Regions from separate parts of the Homo sapiens genome. Here region 2 is linked to region 1. A link is an interaction called in ENCODE POLR2A ChIA-PET data of the cell type or tissue named here. Cell type or tissue: Panc1. All regions are shown on one strand. Links, peaks and the distances in the headings refer to the core of each region. The heading gives the core; the rest is flanking DNA.

The links. Peaks named below come from ENCODE experiments on the same cell type or tissue, not always from the same donor. Only the 100,000 strongest peaks of a DNase experiment are listed, where the experiment ranks them.
Region 2: POLR2A ChIA-PET joins it to region 1 with 6 read pairs; 7 of 35 experiments call an interaction of 5 or more read pairs at or near these places.

Annotation. Positions count from the first base shown.
Region 1 is chr2:9,432,879-9,437,269 of GRCh38, forward strand. CPSF3 (cleavage and polyadenylation specific factor 3) reads left to right here. Exons shown (of 18, transcript NM_016207.4): 6 at 993-1,082; 7 at 3,333-3,483. Among named protein-coding and RNA genes, the nearest start is that of CPSF3, 11 kb to the left of the region's middle. In Panc1, for the core only: a CTCF peak has its summit at 4,012 (motif pointing left); no DNase peak of the experiment used is centred there.
Region 2 is chr2:9,188,396-9,192,786 of GRCh38, forward strand. No RefSeq gene overlaps it. Among named protein-coding and RNA genes, the nearest start is that of ASAP2, 16 kb to the right of the region's middle. In Panc1, for the core only: no CTCF peak of the experiment used is centred there; no DNase peak of the experiment used is centred there; H3K27ac peaks cover 1,589 bases.

The DNA of each region.
Region 1 (4,391 bases), core at 324-4,323:
TATCAAGACTGAGGAAAAAAAAATTTTTAAAGACTGAGAAAAGAGTAAAATAAACATCTCAAAAAGTGATTCCCTGACACCATAGGATTCCGTTTGCTTTAGAAAACTGGTTAGGGAAGAGGTGTCTTTGTGGCTGCATTCGTTTAAAATTAAAACACAATTTGATATTCATGTCCCCCTGATGTCTTAGAATTCACAGGTAAGCCCCTAAGCAGGGTGGACTGCAAGAGTGAAAGGGGTTAATTAGGAAAGATCTTTGGGGAAGCCTTGAACTTCTGACAACGTGGGTGGGCCGCTGGCTTTCCAGACTCCAGAGCAGCCGCTCTGAACTCAGGCTGCAAATAAGACTCACTTAGGGAGCTGCTGAAAATAACTGTTGAATCAAAATCTGGAGGCGCAGCTTGGCCTTTTCCTTTTCGAGTTTGCTAGGTGATTCTAACGTCAGCCAGAGAACCAATGCTCTAGTGTCACGTCCTAAATTTTTCACAGCTGCTTATACATTTGGAACTTTTAGACATTGAATTGTAAAGTATATCACTAAATCACTTATTCTTGCAGTTTGCTCCAGGGCACAAAAAATAAGTAGCACAAATGCAGATGTGAATTCTCTTGGAATTTGATGCAGACCCTCTTATGATTTTATCTCCGGTTTTAGACCATGTACCTCAGTGCACTCCTTTCCTTGTCTGCATGCCCTTTTTCTCTAAGAAGTTCAGAGCACTTCTCAAGTGGATTAATGTTATATAGGTTATCATTGTGAGATGATACTGGGAATAGATTATTCCCATTTACTAGAGGAAATAATTGAAGCACTGAACCGTTTACTGACTGAACTACACATTTTGAATTGGACACAAGCACTGCATGTAAATTTCATCAGTTTTAGACTTAAAAACTGTAACTGCACTTTTGGATTTCATGAGTTTAATCTATTCACTAGCAAAATGAAGCCTTCCCCAAATCCTAACTTTCTAGTTTTATCTTTTTCACAGCTTTTGTACACTGGTGATTTCTCAAGACAAGAAGATAGGCACTTAATGGCAGCTGAAATTCCTAATATTAAGCCTGATATTCTTATCATTGTAAGTATTAATATACTATATTGTAATCAATGTAATGTAAGCAGATTTTTTTTCTTTTGGAAAATAATACTGTGATCTCACTTTCATAATATGTTATTGGATATAAACTTACCTTTTTTAAAATATAAGAAAACTGGTGGCCGGGCACGGTGGCTCACACCTGTAATCCTAGCGCTTTGGGAGGCTGAGGTGGGCAGATCACTTAAGGCCAGGAGTTAGAGACCACCTTGGCCAACACAGTGAAAACCCATCTCTACTAAAAAAATACAAAAATTAGCTGGGTGTGGTGGTGCAGTTACCTGGGAGGCTGAGGCACAAGAATCACTTGAACCCAGAAGGTGGAGGTTGCAGTGAGCCAAGATCACGCTGCTGCACTCGAGCCTGGGCTACAAAGCAAGACTCAGTCTCAAAAAAAAAAAAAATTGGGGCAGGTGCTTCTTTTTGTAGTGCAGTTTCACTTTCTTGCTGTTAAATGCATTAACTCTAGTCTAATATCAGAGATGCCAGGCTGCCTCTGGGCAGGATCAGCAGGCTGTCTCTGGGCAGGATCATTTTTACTGGCTATGCCCTCTCTCTGTCTTCTAAATATATATTTCTAGATGAGAATATGTAGAAGAACATCTTACGGGTCATTTTAAAATGGTGTGACCTCACTGCCTTTGCCATGGTGACTATCCTCAGGCCCTTAGTCCATGCTAACTTATCGTTTTGTTTATCTTTGTGTGTCATGTCTGCCTACTAGGTTGCAAGTCCCAGGGGAGCAAAAAAAATGAACTGTGTACAGAAGCTCTTTGGGGGCAGCTTGGGATGTGTGTTGCTGACTGTAGAGTCAGGGGTTGGGAGAGAAATCTTGCAAGCTTTTGGTGTATATAAGAACATCAGGTGTATGTGGTTCAAGGAGGAAGAGTTGTCTGTTTCTCCTCCACCACCTACCATGTTCCCCAGCTGCCCAGGCATGTGGGCCAGTACATACTGCTGTCCATAAGCAACATGTGAGCAGATTAGATTGGACTCTGCTCATGGTATGCCCAGCATATAAACTTAATTTAAGGGAAGATTTATTTTTTGAACCCTCAGAAAAAGTAGCTATTTTCATAGTACCATACTTTAGAGCAGTGCTTCAAATTTTAATATGCTTATAATCATCTGATGATATTGCTAAGATACAAATTCTGATTCAGTACATCTGGGCTGGGGTCTGAGATTTTGCGCTTCTGATAAGCTCCCAAGGGATGTCAATCTTCTGGTCAGTGGACCATACCTAGTAAGACTTTAAGGATATTCTTAAACAGAAGTATAAGAAACAACATCTGTTTCTATTTTAAAAGCTTTGACTTATCAGAGGTGGGAGAAATAACCTTTTTCTTCCTAATGGAAAGCAAAATGGTTAAAAAAGGACATGGGAAGAAGATACAGTTTTGGACTATTTCATTTTATAAAAAGTTCTTAGATTTGAATTCTAGCATTCTTTTTTTTTTTTTTTGAGATGGAGTCTCACTCTGGAGTGAGCGACTGCAATGGCATGATCTCGGCTCACTGCAACCACTGCCTCCCAGGTTCAAGTGATTCTCCTGCCTCAGCCTCCTGACTAGCTGGGATTATAAGGCATGCGCCACCATGCCCAGCTAATTTTTGTATTTTTAGTAGAGACGGGGTTTCATCCTGTTGGTCAGACTGGACTCCTGACCTCAGGTGATCCACCCGCCTCGGCCTTCCAAAATGCTGGGATTACAGGCATGAGCCACCATGCCCGGCCTCTTTTTGTTGTTGTTGTTAAATTTTATTTTTTTGAGATGGAGTCTTGCTCTGTCGCCCAGGCTGGAGTGCAATGGTGCGATCTCGGCTCACTGCAACCTCCTCCTCCTGGGTTCAAACAGCTCTCCTGCCTCAGCCTCCGGAGTAGCTGGGATTACAGGCGCCCACCACCACGCCCAGCTTATTTTTGTATTTTTAGTAGAGACAGGGTTTCACCATGTTGGCCAGGCTGGTCTCAAACTGCTGACCTCAGGTGATCCACCCACCTTGGCTTCCCAAAGTGCTGGGATTACAGGTGTGAGCCACCACGCTGGGCCTGAATTCTAGCATTCTTGCTTGCTCTTCCCAATTACTATTATGACAACACATGTTCGAGTAAATGACATGCTAATGGAGAAGTGAATTGCTTAGCCCCTCAGTATTTCATTGATGTTTAACTTTTGAATTCTTGGAGGATCATTGGTCTTAGTCTCACACTTCTAATGTATTATTTAGGAATCTACTTATGGGACCCATATCCATGAGAAACGTGAAGAGCGAGAAGCAAGATTCTGTAACACTGTCCACGATATTGTAAACAGAGGAGGCAGGGGTCTCATTCCTGTCTTTGCTCTTGGAAGGGCTCAGGAGCTGCTCTTGATTCTAGGTATGCCATTTCCTTTGTATTTAGGCGATGATCAAAATCTTGTCATTTTATCAAGATAATAATGTGGTCTTGGATGAGTCATTCCACCGTTCTGGACTTCAGTTTTCTTCATTTAAAAATAGAGATTTGGGGCCGGGCGCGGTGGCTCACGCCTGTAATCCCAGCACTTTGGGAGGCTGAGGTGGGGAGATCACGAGATCAGGAGTTCAAGACCAGCCTGACCAAGATGGTGAAACCCCATCTCTACTAAAAATACAAAAATTAGCCGGGCACAGTGACAGATGCCTGTAATCCCAGCTACTCAGGAGGCTGAGGCAGAGAATTGCTTGAACCTGGGAGGTGGAGGTTGTAGTGAGCCGAGATTGCGCCACTGCACTCCAGCCTGGGCGACAGAGCGAGACTCCATCTCAAAAAATAATAATAATAATAATAATAGGGATTTGGATCTAGGAATAGCCCAGGAAAACAGCAACTCTCATGCACTGCTGTTGGGAATGTGAACTGGCGACCCCTTCCGGTTGCCATCAGAAGTCTTAAAATATGTGTACCCTTTGGCCAGCAGTTCCGCTTCTGGGAAATAAATGAGATGTACAGAAAATTTTGTCAGGAAAGGTATTCATCATTTTAGTATTTTCAAAGAAATATGTGAGTAAATATAGCATTGTAGGAAAAAATTGTGTTACAGATGAGTAATTACATACTTTGCACATAATATATTAAGTCAACCAAAAAAGTAGAGTTCAAAACTATATTTACTCTGGGCTGGACGTGGTGGCTCACGCCTGTAATCCTAGCACTTAGGGAGGCTGAGGTGGGCAGATCACTTGAGGCCAGGAGTTCAAGACCAGCCTGGCCATCATGGTGAAACCTCGTCTCTACCAAAAATAGAAAAATGAGCCAGGTGTGGT
Region 2 (4,391 bases), core at 311-4,310, 240 kb before region 1:
ATAGGAATTACAATAAATACATGTATAATAAGGGCTTTGTAGGCATATGATATGTATAAAACAAATAGCACATTTCCAGGCACAAAAAAAGATGCTCCCTAAATATGTTGAGTGAATGAATGAAGGATTGAATGAATGAATGAAATGAATCTCAGTTTTCACTAATTTGTACATAGGAACAAAAACTGCTTGTAACCTCAGCAAATGCATTCGCTGCTCGCAAGGGACCAGATCATTAGCCTGCAGTATGGCATAGATGACATGAAGTAAACACCTCTCTCTGGCCAATACTAAGACCCTTTCCAAAAAAATAAGCCCACTCTTCCTTAAGTCAGTTAATCCTAACTGAAAACTGCTAGAAGCTACTTACAAATTATAAACTAAACCAAGTTTCTTACATCGTTATCAAAGACACACCCTATTCAGTTTATCAAACCCACCGAGCATCTTCACTGTTTCCAGTTCATACTGAGCTATTTGTGTGATTGGGAGAAGGCACCCCTTCCTCCAGACACTCCACTGCCATCTGCACCCCAGGCCCCACCAAAGCCTAATTGATCTGCAGCTGGACAATGACTCTGATGGGAAGGGTGCCCCGAGCTATGCACCGCACAGCCTATGTAACCTACCATGAGCCTGTTCACGGAGCCATCAGTAGTTTAGGCTTCCTGGCTGGGTGTGGTGCTTACGCCTGTAATCCTAGCACTTTAGGAGGATGAGGTGGATGGATTGCTTGAGCTCATGAGTTTGAGATCAGCATGGGTAACACGGCAAACCCCATCTTTACAAAAACAAAAAAATTAGCCAGGGGTGGTGGTGTGTGCCTATAATCCCAGCTACTTGGGAGGCTGAGGCAGGAGGATCCCTTAAGCCCAGGAGTTCAAGGTGCAGTGAGCTATGATCGTACCACTGTACTCCAGCCTGGATGACACAGTGAGAACTTGTCTCAAAAAAAAAAATAAGTTTAGGTTTCCTTCCTGATCAGGCCTTTGCCCAAACTTAGGTACAAAGCCAAGGGTTTTCCCACCACGAAAGATCAGAAGGATGCTTACAAGTCCTCTTCTCCTTCAGGAGCCTATTTTCTGAAATGTACTGTGTGAAAAACACAAGCATCTAGGGACAATGGAGCCCCCGCAAGACTTCCAGGTCTAGGATGAAATAGGACTCCTCCCACGGAGAGAGAAGACATGAAATGCAGGGAATCATGTAGGTCTTGATGTGCCCAGCTGGACGCAGGCAGAGGGGAAGGGGTGGCATAGGAATTGTAATGATTTCTAGCTGACTCTTGGAAGATGGGAAAGAATTCACAGATACACAAGGGGCAGAGAGCCTCTAGAAGGATGGAAGGGCTTGTGCTCAGGGTTCTGTGAAAGAATGCACACAATATGGGAAGCTACACGTGGTTCGACCTGTTCCCCAAACCGCAGCCAGAGAGAGATTTTGAGAAGGCGAATCTGCCTGAAATGGTTCTGCGGCTCTCCACTAGCTTGGGTAAAGTCTAGCTTAGGTGAAGCTCTCTCTCCCCTTTGACTCTGCACACACTGTCTCTCACCACCAACTTCCAGCTCATAGTCATCAGGGATCCCTTGTTCATCTGGATCAGAGCCCTCCCTGGACTCAGGCAAGGCAATAGCCCCCACGTGTTCACCCACTGAACTTGAACTTAATTGTACCTTCTTGTTAGAGTCTGCTCTCACTCTGGATTGCTGGCTCTAGGGGCTCAGGGACTGTGGCTCTCTTGCTCATCCCTGGATTCTCAGAGCTAGCACAGGATCTGATGCATAACAGGAATTGAGAATGAATGAATGAATGTGTTAGGCATGACTGTATCTGTGGGTATATTCGACATTTGTTGAGAAATTAGGCTGAACCGTTAAGCAGTCTGGACTGCAAAGGGCCTTATATAGCACACTGAGGAATTGGGATTTCATTCACAGACTGCGGGGAGCCATTGAAAGATTTTTAAGCGAGTGCCATACTAGATTTGCATTTTTGAATAATCACTTTTTGAAAGATAATTATGGCACCCACGTAAACAGGATGGATTGGAGAGTTGTCTAGGCTGGAGATAAGAAGATTTGTTGTGCCGCTGTATTCACAAAAAAAGAGTGAGGGCCTGAATTGATGAGGGATGAGGGGAGAATCAAGGGCAGGGAGCAGCTCTGTGGGTACTATGTAAGTAGAATCATCAGGACCTGGTGACTGACTAGATTTGCAGGATGAGGGAGGAGAAGGACTTCAGGATGGTGCCAAGGTTTCTGGTTGGACAACTAGATGAGGAAGAAGAGCAAATTAAATCACAGAAGCATGCTGCAAATGATCAGTTGACTTTGGGTTGGCACTCGCTGGGGTCTCAATCAAAGAAAACCATGTTTTCTACTTCTTCTGGTTAGCCTTTTTGAGCAAAGAAGCTGGAGTATCTGTGGGGTCTTGTGCCCTGCTGAGGGAGTCTTAGACTTGGGAAGTATAGAACCCCTGGTAGTCCAGCTTGCGAGTCAAGTGGGCTGAGATCCACTCAGCCAAGGGCCCAATCCCACCCTATTAGGGTATCAGCAGCTTTCTATCTGATGCACAGTGGTGGGGATGCATGTGGAAGGCATGCTCTTTGCTTCTGCCAGCCCCAGGCTGGATTGCTGTGTCATATTATGGAATGGGGCACAAAGGGGGCATTGATTTGCTGGCAATCCTGCCATGGAATCCCTTGGTCACGGCTTTTCCATGCCCTGTCTCCAGCATACTCAGACTGATCCAGTGTGCCCAACCAGCCGTTTCCACAGGTCTGGCCCGGCCAGGGACCTTCTTGCCACATTCTGGGCTCTGCCCACTGGAGAGTTCAGGACAGGACCCGGGTGCAGACCGGAGGCCCAGGCGCAGAGTTGTTATGCTCAGGGCCATATGGAAAATGTGAACAGGGCCTGAACAAACTGCACAGCTCACTTCTTGGCATTTGCAAGTGGGACTCACCAAGATGCAATGCAGAGGCGGCCAGTGAGGTCAACTTTGGCTGAGAACCCCGAACAGACTGGGAGAGTCCAGGAGAGAAAGGAAGGGACACTGGAGCAAACATAACGGGGTGTAGCCCTGTTTTAAAAACACCAACAGAGAAAGCAACCTTTGGAGGAAAAGTGCATGGCTCCAAATCCCAGGGGGGCCCACTCTTGTCGGGGGTCTGATATCTGACCCCTGGGCTGCCCAGAAGCATTCACTAAATGCTGCTCTCCAACCAAGTTAAAAGAAAACAACTCCCAAACTCTTTGCAAAGAGAGTCACACACATGGCCTTGCAGACTTTGGGAATTCCGCAGAACTGAGAAAATGAAGTCTCTGTTTCGAGCCATGACTAGGTCTCTTATATGACTAAGGGTTATTACTTCTGCTTAGAGGCAGGAAACATCCACAGCTCCAAATCCTACAGGCCAACCAACCACTCTCTGTGTGGCGGTTAGGCAAGCACTTTCAGAGTGAATGTTGGGCACTTACAGATCCCTTGGGAACTTTTTGCTCTCTGATCACAACTCTGCAAGTGGTTCCCCAGAGATGTGAAAGAGCAAGTGCTCTAAGAAGGCGCCTGCTCACTTACAAACCCACTCACCTCTAAGATTCGCCCCACACATTCACAGACCTGGAAAGAAATTCAAAGTCCTTTTTTTTTTTTTTTTTTTTGAGACAGAGTCTTGCTCTGTCGCCCAGGCTGGAGTGCAGTGGCGCAATCTTGGCTCACTGCAAGCTCCACCTCTCGGGGTCACGCCATTCTCCTGCCTCAGCCTCCCGAGTAGCTGGGACTACAGGCGCCCTCTACCACGCCTGGCTAATTTTTGTATTTTTAGTAGAAATGGGGTTTCACAGCGTTATCCAGGATGGTCTCAATCTCCTGACCTTTTGATCCGCCCGCCTCAGCCTCCCAAACTGCTGGGATTACAGGCGTAAGCCACCACGCCCGGCCCAAAGTCCTTTTTTTTTTTTTTTTTTTTTTGAGATAGGGTCTCACTCTGTCACCCAAGCTGAACTGCAGTGGTGCCATCACAGCTCACTGTAGTCTCCACCTCCCGGGCTCAAGTGATCCTCCCACTTCTTAGCCTCCCAAGTAGCTGGGACCATAGGTGTGCACCACCATGCCTGGCTAATTTTTGTATTCTTTGTAGGAATGGGGTTTCACCATGTTGCCCAGGCTGGTCTTGAACTCCTGGGTTCAAGCGATTTGCCCACCTCCCAAAGTGCTAAGATTACAGGTGTGAGCCACTGTGCCTGGCCTAATCCTTGGTTTTGAATTTCTCCTCTAAAATGCTAGATGAAGCTGTGTAGACTTGCTTTCTCTAAAATCTCCCAAGCACATATTAAAAATACAGATTTCCAATCCCCTCCCCTAAAGACAGTTCTGTGCCAGGGCCATCT